2 separate regions of the Homo sapiens genome follow, and region 1 is linked to region 2. The links are chromatin contacts, found by Hi-C in ENCODE. All regions are on one chromosome and are shown on one strand. Each heading gives the region's core, a stretch centred on a gene start or an enhancer-like site at or near the end of the contact. The rest is flanking DNA. Distances are from core to core; before and after follow the strand shown. Region 1 overlaps GPR137B (G protein-coupled receptor 137B). Region 2 has its middle 13 kb from the start of LYST.

Evidence for each region. A loop is a pair of places that touch in the nucleus more often than their neighbours do. Pooled maps may share reads with other maps.
Region 1: a map of GM12878 shows a loop between it and region 2 (2.1-fold over the local background). The contact joins two enhancer-like sites. A Hi-C loop is called at or near these places in 1 of 168 maps with a recorded cell type or tissue (GM12878), 5 of 37 single-sample maps with no recorded cell type and 4 of 50 pooled maps.

Annotation. Positions count from the first base shown.
Region 1 is chr1:236,158,101-236,162,472 of GRCh38, reverse strand. The region is part of intron 1 of GPR137B (G protein-coupled receptor 137B); the gene reads right to left. Among named protein-coding and RNA genes, the nearest start is that of GPR137B, 18 kb to the right of the region's middle. RefSeq lists enhancers at 2,148-2,197, 2,288-2,737, 2,838-2,887 and a silencer at 3,853-3,902. Within about 2 kb of position 2,257, at least 5 of the 41 ENCODE cell types and tissues checked have a DNase peak (open chromatin) inside an H3K27ac peak, as active enhancers do; they include GM12878, where a contact is called at or near this core.
Region 2 is chr1:235,878,096-235,882,700 of GRCh38, reverse strand. It overlaps a transcript of LYST not described here. Among named protein-coding and RNA genes, the nearest start is that of LYST, 13 kb to the right of the region's middle. RefSeq lists an enhancer at 2,294-2,573. Within about 2 kb of position 2,565, at least 4 of the 41 ENCODE cell types and tissues checked have a DNase peak (open chromatin) inside an H3K27ac peak, as active enhancers do; they include GM12878, where a contact is called at or near this core.

The sequences.
Region 1 (4,372 bases), core at 1,008-3,507, 280 kb before region 2:
TTAACGTTAGGCTCTTTGCTACTTATACACATTTCTGTAGCGTGCTTGAATTTCTTCCCAGAAAATGGGTTTTTCCTTTCTATTGTATAGTCAGGCTGCAAATTTTCTGAATTTTTATGTTCTGTTTCCCTTTTAAAACTGAATGCCTTTAAGAGTACTGAAGTCACCTCTAAATGCTTTGCTGCTCAGAAATTTCTTCTGCCAGATACCCTAAATCATCTCTCTGAAGTTCAGTGTTCCACAAATCTCTAGGGCAAGGGTAAAATGCCACCAATCTCTTTGCTAAAACATAACCAGAGTCACCTTTGCTCCAGTTCCCAAAAAGTTCCTCATCTCTATCTGAGACCACCTCAGCCTGGATTTTATTGACCATATCACTATCAGCATTTTGGGCAAAGCCATTCAATAAGTCTCTAGAAAGTTCCAAACTTTCCCACATTTTCCTGTCTTCTTCTGAGCCCTCCAACTGTTGTAATCTCTGTCTGTTACCCAGTTCCAAAGTTGCTTCACATTTTTGGGTATCTTTTCAGCAACACCCCACTCCTGGTACTAATTTACTGTATTAGTCCATTTTCACACTGCTGATAAAGACATACCCGAGACTAGGAAGAAAAAGAGGTTTAATTGGACTTAACAATTCCACATGGCTGGGGAGGCCTCAGAGTCATGGCAGGAGGCAAAAGGCATTTCTTACATGGCGGCGGCAAGAGAAAAAAAATGAGGAGGAAGCAAAAGCAGAAACCCCTGATAAACCCATCAGATCTTGTGAGACTTATTCACCATCACAAGAATAGCATGGGAAAGACCAGCCCCCATGATTCAATTACCTCCCTGTGGGTCCCTCCCACAACACTTGGAAATTCTGGGAGATACAATTCAAGTTGAGATTTGCATGGGGATGCAGCCAAACCATAACAGGAGGTGTGAAAAGCGTGTGGAGATGTGGGAGGCGTGAGAAGGTGTGAGTGGGAGGCGTGAGGAGGTGTGAAGTGTGTGTGGAGGTGTGAGGAGATGTGATGTGTGGAGGTGTGAAAAGTGCATGGAGGCGTGGGAAGCATGAGGAGGTGTGAACCTGCATGTGGACTTAGGAGCAGTGAGGGAGGGGGTGAGGAGAGAAGGTGCTGCAGGAGCCCGGAGCTGGGGAGGGCAGCAGAAGGTCGGGCTGGGGTGTGGACCAGCCAGGAAGAGGCCGCTGTCCAGGGTAAGGGTGCGGAGAGCTTCGGGGGAGCATTGGCACAGCTGAAATGCAGACCTGTGCTGTGAGAGAGGTCCCTGGGATACAGAGCAGAGCAAAGGCTGCAGACCATGGGTTGACAGAGAAGGTGAAAATGAAGGCAAATCAGAGGCCCAACACAGATTCATGATGCCTGGGCCTGGAGGGCGTGGCGGGGAATTGGAGGGTGACCACTAAGAGGCACGGGGTTCCTTCTGGGATGGAAAAGGTCTACAGTGGACTGTGGGGTCACTGCGCAACTCTGAATGTGGTACACTTCGAGATGGGGACAGCACAGAAAATGTGAATTATACCTCAATAAAGCTGTTATTTAAAAAAAAACAAAAAGACAAAAAAAAAACTAAGAGTAGGGAGGAGGTCAAAGAGCAGTCCCCTCAGTGGTCAAGGCCTCAAAGACTGCAGGGGAGAGAGGCCCCGGGCAGGAGACAGTCAGGGTGTCCAGTGCGGCTGACAGGCTGGACCACTTCACCTTAAGCTGCCACAGGGCCTGGCCAAGGGCAGGCTCGACTGACGGGGAGGCTGGAGGGGGAACAGGCAGACCCTGGATGGCAGCAGGAGGAAGTGGGAGCAGTGAGTCAATTCAAGAGCATAAACTGCTTTCCAAAAGCGCATGTTTGTGAAATGCAAGAAAGAGGTTATTCAGGGGGTCCAGACCTTGTTTTTAAGATGGGGAGACCTGAGCATGCTTGTGGACAGACAGAAGGAGCCTGGGTCCCGAGAAGGGCAGACAGGGAGAGGCAGGAGGCAGGGAAGGGTGGAGGGCTGAGAAACTGAGGCAGCAAGGAGGGGTCTGAGGGAACATGGCAGGGACAGCCATGGGAGTGCCATCTGCCTAATGACAGGGACCCCGGGGAAGTGAGGTTGGGTTGGAGAGTCCCAGCTGCTTCTTGGGGAACCCGATCAGGAACTGAATGGTGGTAAATGAGCCCCACTTCCTTTCCCTCCCCTTCCTTGGGCTCCACACAGCCTATGAAAACACCGGGGTTTTTCAGGGCTTCCCCCGTTGTGGCAAGAAGGATGGGAGGACAGGGGAGGGGAGCAGAATCAGGCCTGAAGGAGAAAGAAGAAATTGCAGCAACTTTGATCAGAAACCCTGAAGTTTGTCATCTGGTGAAAATAAAGCATTTCTCCCTAATGGCAAATTCCTTTCGGTTTTAGCATCGTTTCTTCTGCTTTTGAAAGTCCCACCTAGAACCTCAGAACCTAGAATAGATCTGGGGATGACGCTGTGGGTGATGCTGGCTTTTTGACTTGTTGAAGGCTGAGCCACGGCTGGGAGATGTCCCCAGCTGGCCGCTGTCAGGCGCTGGGGAATGTTCGAGAGCCCTCATGGGCTTTCCGCACCACCCGCTCCCACAGTGGGCCAAGGCCTCCTCATCCCGGACCTGTGGGCGACTTGTGCCCCCTTGGTAACCCAGGCCTTCACCCCATCCTTTCGGATGACACAGGAAGGCCTAGAGCTCTGCATGTGACGTACTTGTTTCGACAGAAGCATAAAGGCCTTTGAGCAGCTGCTGGACTCTGCCCCCTGCCCTCATAAATCAGTCTGTTCACGCGTCACTGATTTGTTCCCACCCTTTGAACTCCCGCTTGCCTATTTTTTTTCTTTTCTTTTTTTTTTTCCTGCAACCTCTGCCTCCCAGGTTCAAGTGATTCTCCTGCCTCAGCCTCCCGAGTAGCTGGGATTACAAGCACCCGCCACCATGCCTGGCTCATTTTTGTATTTCTACAAATACAAAAAGAGACGGGGTTTCACAATGTTGATCAGGCTGGTCTTGAACTCCTGATCTCGTGATCCGCCTGCCTCGGCCTCCCAAAGTGCTGGGATTACAGGCATGAGCCACCCCGCCAAGCCTATTTTTTCAACTACTAACTCAAGTTGACATTTGCTGTCTTACAATCTTTCTGTTTGTTTGTTTGTTTTTAAGAGGCGGGGTCTTGCTGTCACCCAGGCTGGAGTGCAGTGGTGCCATCATAGCTCATTGCAGCCTCCATCTTCCTGGGCTCCAGGAATCCTCCTGCCTTAACTTCCTGAGTAGCTGAGACTATGTACAGGTGCAGCCCAAATGCCTGGCTAATTTGTCTTATTTTTTAGAGATGATGTCTCCCTACATTGCCCAGGCTGGTCTTGAACTCCTAGACTCAAGTGATCCTCCCATCTCGGCCTCCTGAGTAGCTGGGTTACAATCATTTTTACTAATGTCTTAGTGGTGTTTCTGGCAGAAATGTCCCCTGCTATTCTTTGTGGGTATGACAGTGTCTCCTGTGCAGTCAGCAGAACTCAACAGAAGTCACCTCTGATGTCCCTGGAGGCAGTGTCTCTGATGTACCAACAAAGCACTATGCTTCCAACCTGCGCTTGATTCAGAATCTCTGCAGCCATTTTACTTTATAAATCCTCTCCCCTAAGCCAGGACCCACATCTGGACACCCTAGTGTCTCCACTTCTGTGCCACCACTCTCTGGACACTTCATAATCCCCCTATCCTTAAAAGGGGGTGCATCCTGATCCTAGCTGCCTGTGGGCTGAGACTCCTGAGGAGACCCTCGCAGTAACTGAGGGGGACTGAAACTCTTAGTGCACCAAGCACAGACTCCTGACTAAAGAAACCAGTCTCTATCACACACGCTGGTTCAAAACGTATGTATGCAAATTCATCTGAAAATGTTACAAATGCATGGCAGGTTGAAACTTTATATTATAAAATAATTTATGTATATACAAAGAAATAACAGCAAATACTCATGCACCCAGCACTCCATCCTTAATACTTTGCCACGTTTGCTCCAGCTATGTTTTGTTTGTTTGTTTCTGAGACAGAGTTTCACTTTTGTTGCCTAGGCTGGAGCGCAGTGGTGCCATCTCGGCTCACTGCAACCTTGTCTCCCGGGTTCAAGCGATTCTCGTGCCTCAGCCTCCCGAGTAGCTGGGATTATAGGCACGTGCAACCACACCCGGCAAATCTTTGTATTTTTAGTAGAGACAGGGGTTTCACCATTTTGGCCAGGTTGGTCTTGAACTCCTGACCTCAGGTGATCCACCCACCTCAGCCTCTCAAAGTGTTGGGATTACAGGCATAAGCCACCATGCCCAGCCCCAGCTGTGGTTTAATAAATAAAAATGACACAGCTGGAGCT
Region 2 (4,605 bases), core at 1,316-3,815:
TCTGTTATATTTCTGATCTATGCTAAGGCTATCTCACATCGTTAGCTTCCACTCACCACCTCTTGTAGGTTCCTACACACTCTTAACACCTTTCTCCATTTCCAATACCCTCAGCTGGGGCCCTCATCATCTTTCTCTTGGGCTACTGCAAGAGTCTCCTCACCATTGTCTCTGCCTCTAGTCCCTTTCACCTCCAATCCTCTCTTCAGGCAACTGCCCACATTCTCTTTCTGAAATGCAAGCTTGGGCATATATCCAGCTTAATGGACTCCAGTAGCTGCCCAGTACCTATGGAATAAAGTCCAAAGCTTCCGCATGGCACACAGGAGCTTTCAAGATCGGCTCCCTCTGCCATTGCAGCTTCATCACCTGCAAGAGTCCAGGACTGTCATCACCTGGATTACCTGCTGTTCTCCTAATATGACCTTGGAATTGCCTCCTTACTTCCTATGCTATTCCCTCAGCCTGGAATATCTTTCTCTTGTCCTGCCTGCCAAACTCCTCCTCTTTTTTCAAGACAAAGCCATCTCCTTTGTGAAGCCTTCCCGATCCTCCTTCCTCCAGATCTGGGTTAAGTATTCTGCCTCCTATTTGTGTGTGTGTGTGTGTGTGTGTGTGTGTGAAAGAAAGAGTGTGTGTGTGTATGTGTGAGTGTGTGTGTTTAAATATACATAACATAAAATTTATCGTCTTACCCATTTTTAAATGTACAGTTTAGTGGCATTAACTGTACATTCACATTCTTGTGTAACCACCACCACTATCCATTTCCAGGACATTTTAAACTTCCCCAGCTGAAATTTTGTACCCATTGAACACTAACTCCTCATTTCCTTCTATCCCCCAGCTTCTGGCGACCACCATTCTGTTTCCTGTCTGTGCGAATTTGGCTATTCTACATACATGATATATATAGGATTTGTCCTTTTGTGAGAGGCTTTTTTCACTCAGCAGCATACCTTCAAGATTCATCCATGTTGTAGCATGTGTCAGAATTTCTTTTCTTTTTAAGGTTGAATAATATTCCATTGCATATATATATGTATGTACGTGTATGTAAATATATATACACACACACAGTGATATATATAATATATCACATTTTCTTTATTCATCTATCAATGGACACTTGCATTGCTTCCCCTTTGGCTTTTATGAATAATGCTGCTATGAACATGGGTGTACCAATATCTCTTTGAGATCCTGCTTTCGCTCTTTGATATGTACCGGAAGTGGAATTGTTGGATGGTATGGTAATTCACACCCCTATTATTTTTCCTCAAAGCCGATTGTGCATGTTAAATATGCATCTTCAATGTGGTAATGTAGCTATATACAAACTTCCAAGGAGTAATTTTAGGTAATTAAAGCACAGCAAAGACTCTGCAAAGAACATCTGACTCTTCCCTGTGGTAAAAGTATGTTTTCCACACAGAAGAACTTGCAAACCTGTTGAAACGTGACAGTGTGAATAACACTTGCAGTCTAAAATTAAACTCTGGCAAAATACTTCTAAGGAGAAAATTCTTTTAAGATAACCAGTTGGTAAGTTTTGTAGTTACCACTTCGTTATGACCTGCTTAGAAATTTGGAGTTAGGAACCCCAGTTCCAGCCCTGCCCTGTATATCACGTACAGCAAGTCACTTAATTTCCTAGGCTGATTCTCCTGCTTCAGCCTCCTGAGTAGCTGGGATTACATGCACCCTCCACCACGCCCGGCTAATTTTTTTATTTTTTGTAGAGATGGGGTTTCACCATGTTGGTTAGGCTGGTCTTGAACTCCGGACCTCTGGCGATCCACCCACCTCAGCCTCCCAAAGTGCTGGGATTACAGGTGTGAGCCACCGTGCCCGGCCGCTAAATGGAATTCTTTAAAGGAAAAAATGCAGCAATACTTGTTCTTCCCATTTGCGTAAGAAAAATCTTTGAAGATGAAGTAGAATCCTAGGGACATTTAAGGGTGACAAGATAGGTTCTGGTGGGATTTTAAAACATCACAATTGAGGAGACAGTTTTCCATAAATAAGGAATAGGCACAGAGAAGGAAAGCCCTGAACCAAGAATAGAAAAAATACTCTTGGTAAAAACAGACAGTAAGTCCTACATGGTATGTATACATTCCATCTAGGCAGTATCAGTTATAGCATTAGAATAAATACCCTAACCCACTTCCCATGGTTCTTTCTGGTTTGCTGTACATATTAGGTGTGGCAAAGATGTGTTTAGTCACTGTTATGACGGTGTCAAATGATGACACTTTTACCGAGTAATAAATCAACACAGGATCCTTGACTTAGAATAACTGACCAATCAACTTACTTGTACATCTTACAACCTCCATTCTTACCATGCATGTTTTCAGAATGTCTATGCTATTGATTCTCCACAAGGGAAGGCAGTATAAGGCAAGCCTGCTGAGTTTTTTTCACATATATTGCTAAACTAATATTGAGTGAGATATAGTCTTCCTTCTTCTCTGAAATTGAGGAAGTGGTCAATACAAAAAGAAACATGTTTGAGACAATTATAGAATTCAGATGACCTAACCAATGACTTGTAAATACAAGACATAAAAGGTACAGTGCTATGCATGTAGTTGCTGATAACTCTAAGAAAAAACGAGACAAGAGTTCACTCTTCTGAGAAACTTAGATCCATTCTCAGTCTGGGCATGGTGGCTCACACCTGTAATCCCAGCACTTTGGGAGGCTGAGGTGGGCAGATCACCTGAGGTCAGGAGTTCGAGATCACCCTGGCTAACATGGTGAAACCCCGTCTCTACTAAAAATACAGAAATTAGCTGGGCGTGGTGGCGCATGCCCATAATCCCAGCTACTTGGGAGGCTAAGGCAGGAGAATGACTTGAAACCGGGAGGCAGAGGTTGCAGTGAGCCAAAATTGTGCCACTGCACTCCAGCCTGGGCGACAGAGCGAGACTCCGTCTCAAAAAAAAAAAAAAGAAAGAAAGAAAGGAAGTTAGATCCATTCTCAGAGCTTTCAGTTTATAGTTCCATATTTCTCTGTTTTAGAATGCTCAGAAACAGCCTGAAAAGCTGAAAGGGAGTTAGTATGTAATAAAAGTGGCATTTCTAATTAGAGGGGAAAAGATGAGTATAATGAATGGTGTTAAAGGAACAGACTATGTATCTGGAGTAAAATATTTTTCCCTGTTCTCTTTCCCTTCAAACAGTGTCCTCCACACATGTTGTCAGGTGTCTGGTTAGACAGCCAGTTAACACAGGTAGCACCTGGGGTGCCACTCAGCAGTTCTTGAGGTGAATATTGTTAGCAGGCGACCATTCCCGCCATATGCTCCCTGCTTTTGCAAAACCAGTCCCCAGTGGCCAAAGATTTGTCTTGCTTTCAGACATCTATTATATGCCTGCCTTCAACTGGTCAGAATTCACACCCATACCTGCAAATGTATTCTCCCCAGTGACAAATGCTCTAATATTATTTCTGTGTATTAACAGTCAGCCACAAGTGGGTAGGATACTCACCTCATAGTTGTCTTCAATGTGTGAAGAATGGCTGGTAGTGGTGGTTCACACCTGTAATCCCAGTGCTTTGGGAGGCTGAGGTGGGAGGATTGCTTGAGCCCAGGGGTTTGAGGTTACAGTGAGCTATGATTGCACACAGAACTCCAGACAGGGCTATAGAACAAGATCCTGTCTCTTAAAAAATGTGTTACCTGTTGGGTACAATGTTCACTATTCAGGTGATGGGTACTCTAACAGCCCAGACCTCACCACTACTCAATATATCCATGTAATACAATTGCACTTGCACCCCTAAATCTGTAAAAAAAAAATTTAAATACTAATGTGCAAAGAACTGTGTTCATTAGATTGCCTGAGCCCAGCATGGTGGGTGGCAAGCATGGGTTAAAAGCCAGGTTTCCAACAATTAGCAAAGGCACAGCTGCCAGTAAATATGGTGTTGTCTGTATCCCATCAGGAAACCCTTGCTCTCCTATTAGACCTAATTATCAGTCAGCAGCTGAGTTCCAAAAATGGTGCTATGGGTTTGGCAGGAAACAAGTCAGGAGAGGTTATCCTGCTGGGTGAGAGGTCCTGTGATGGTGCTTTACAATACATTTCCTGGTCAGCTATTACTGTGATTTGGTGACCTCAAAATCTTGGCTGGTGCTTTTAGGTCTGGAGGAGGAACTTGGGCAGTAGGAACCACAATGGCGGAAGCAGGGCGGCCGTCATTATTTTTACTTCAGGTTGCTAGTATCTGACTATTAGGGAACATGTGTCCAAGGGGGTGGAATCAGGGAGAGTGGGATAGAAGGGAGAGTATCTTCTTGAAATCACATAGAATTCAGGAGAAGCTGAGTTCAATGGCAGCTTGCACACTGGTCACAGAGTCCACCCGCAGAGCCAGAGTTGCTCTGCCACAAGCCACTCCCTCATCACTCAGGGTGGGAATGCAACTTGCCAAGACTGCCTCCTGGCCTGGAGTCCCCCTCCAGCTGAAGGCCGAGCTCACCTGCTCCAGGGATGTTGCCTTGGGGCTCTGCTGATTAAGCTACCCTACCTTGCCAACACGTGTGAAGTGACAGGATGATTTTTAAAACTATAAAGATCCAGAAGATTACA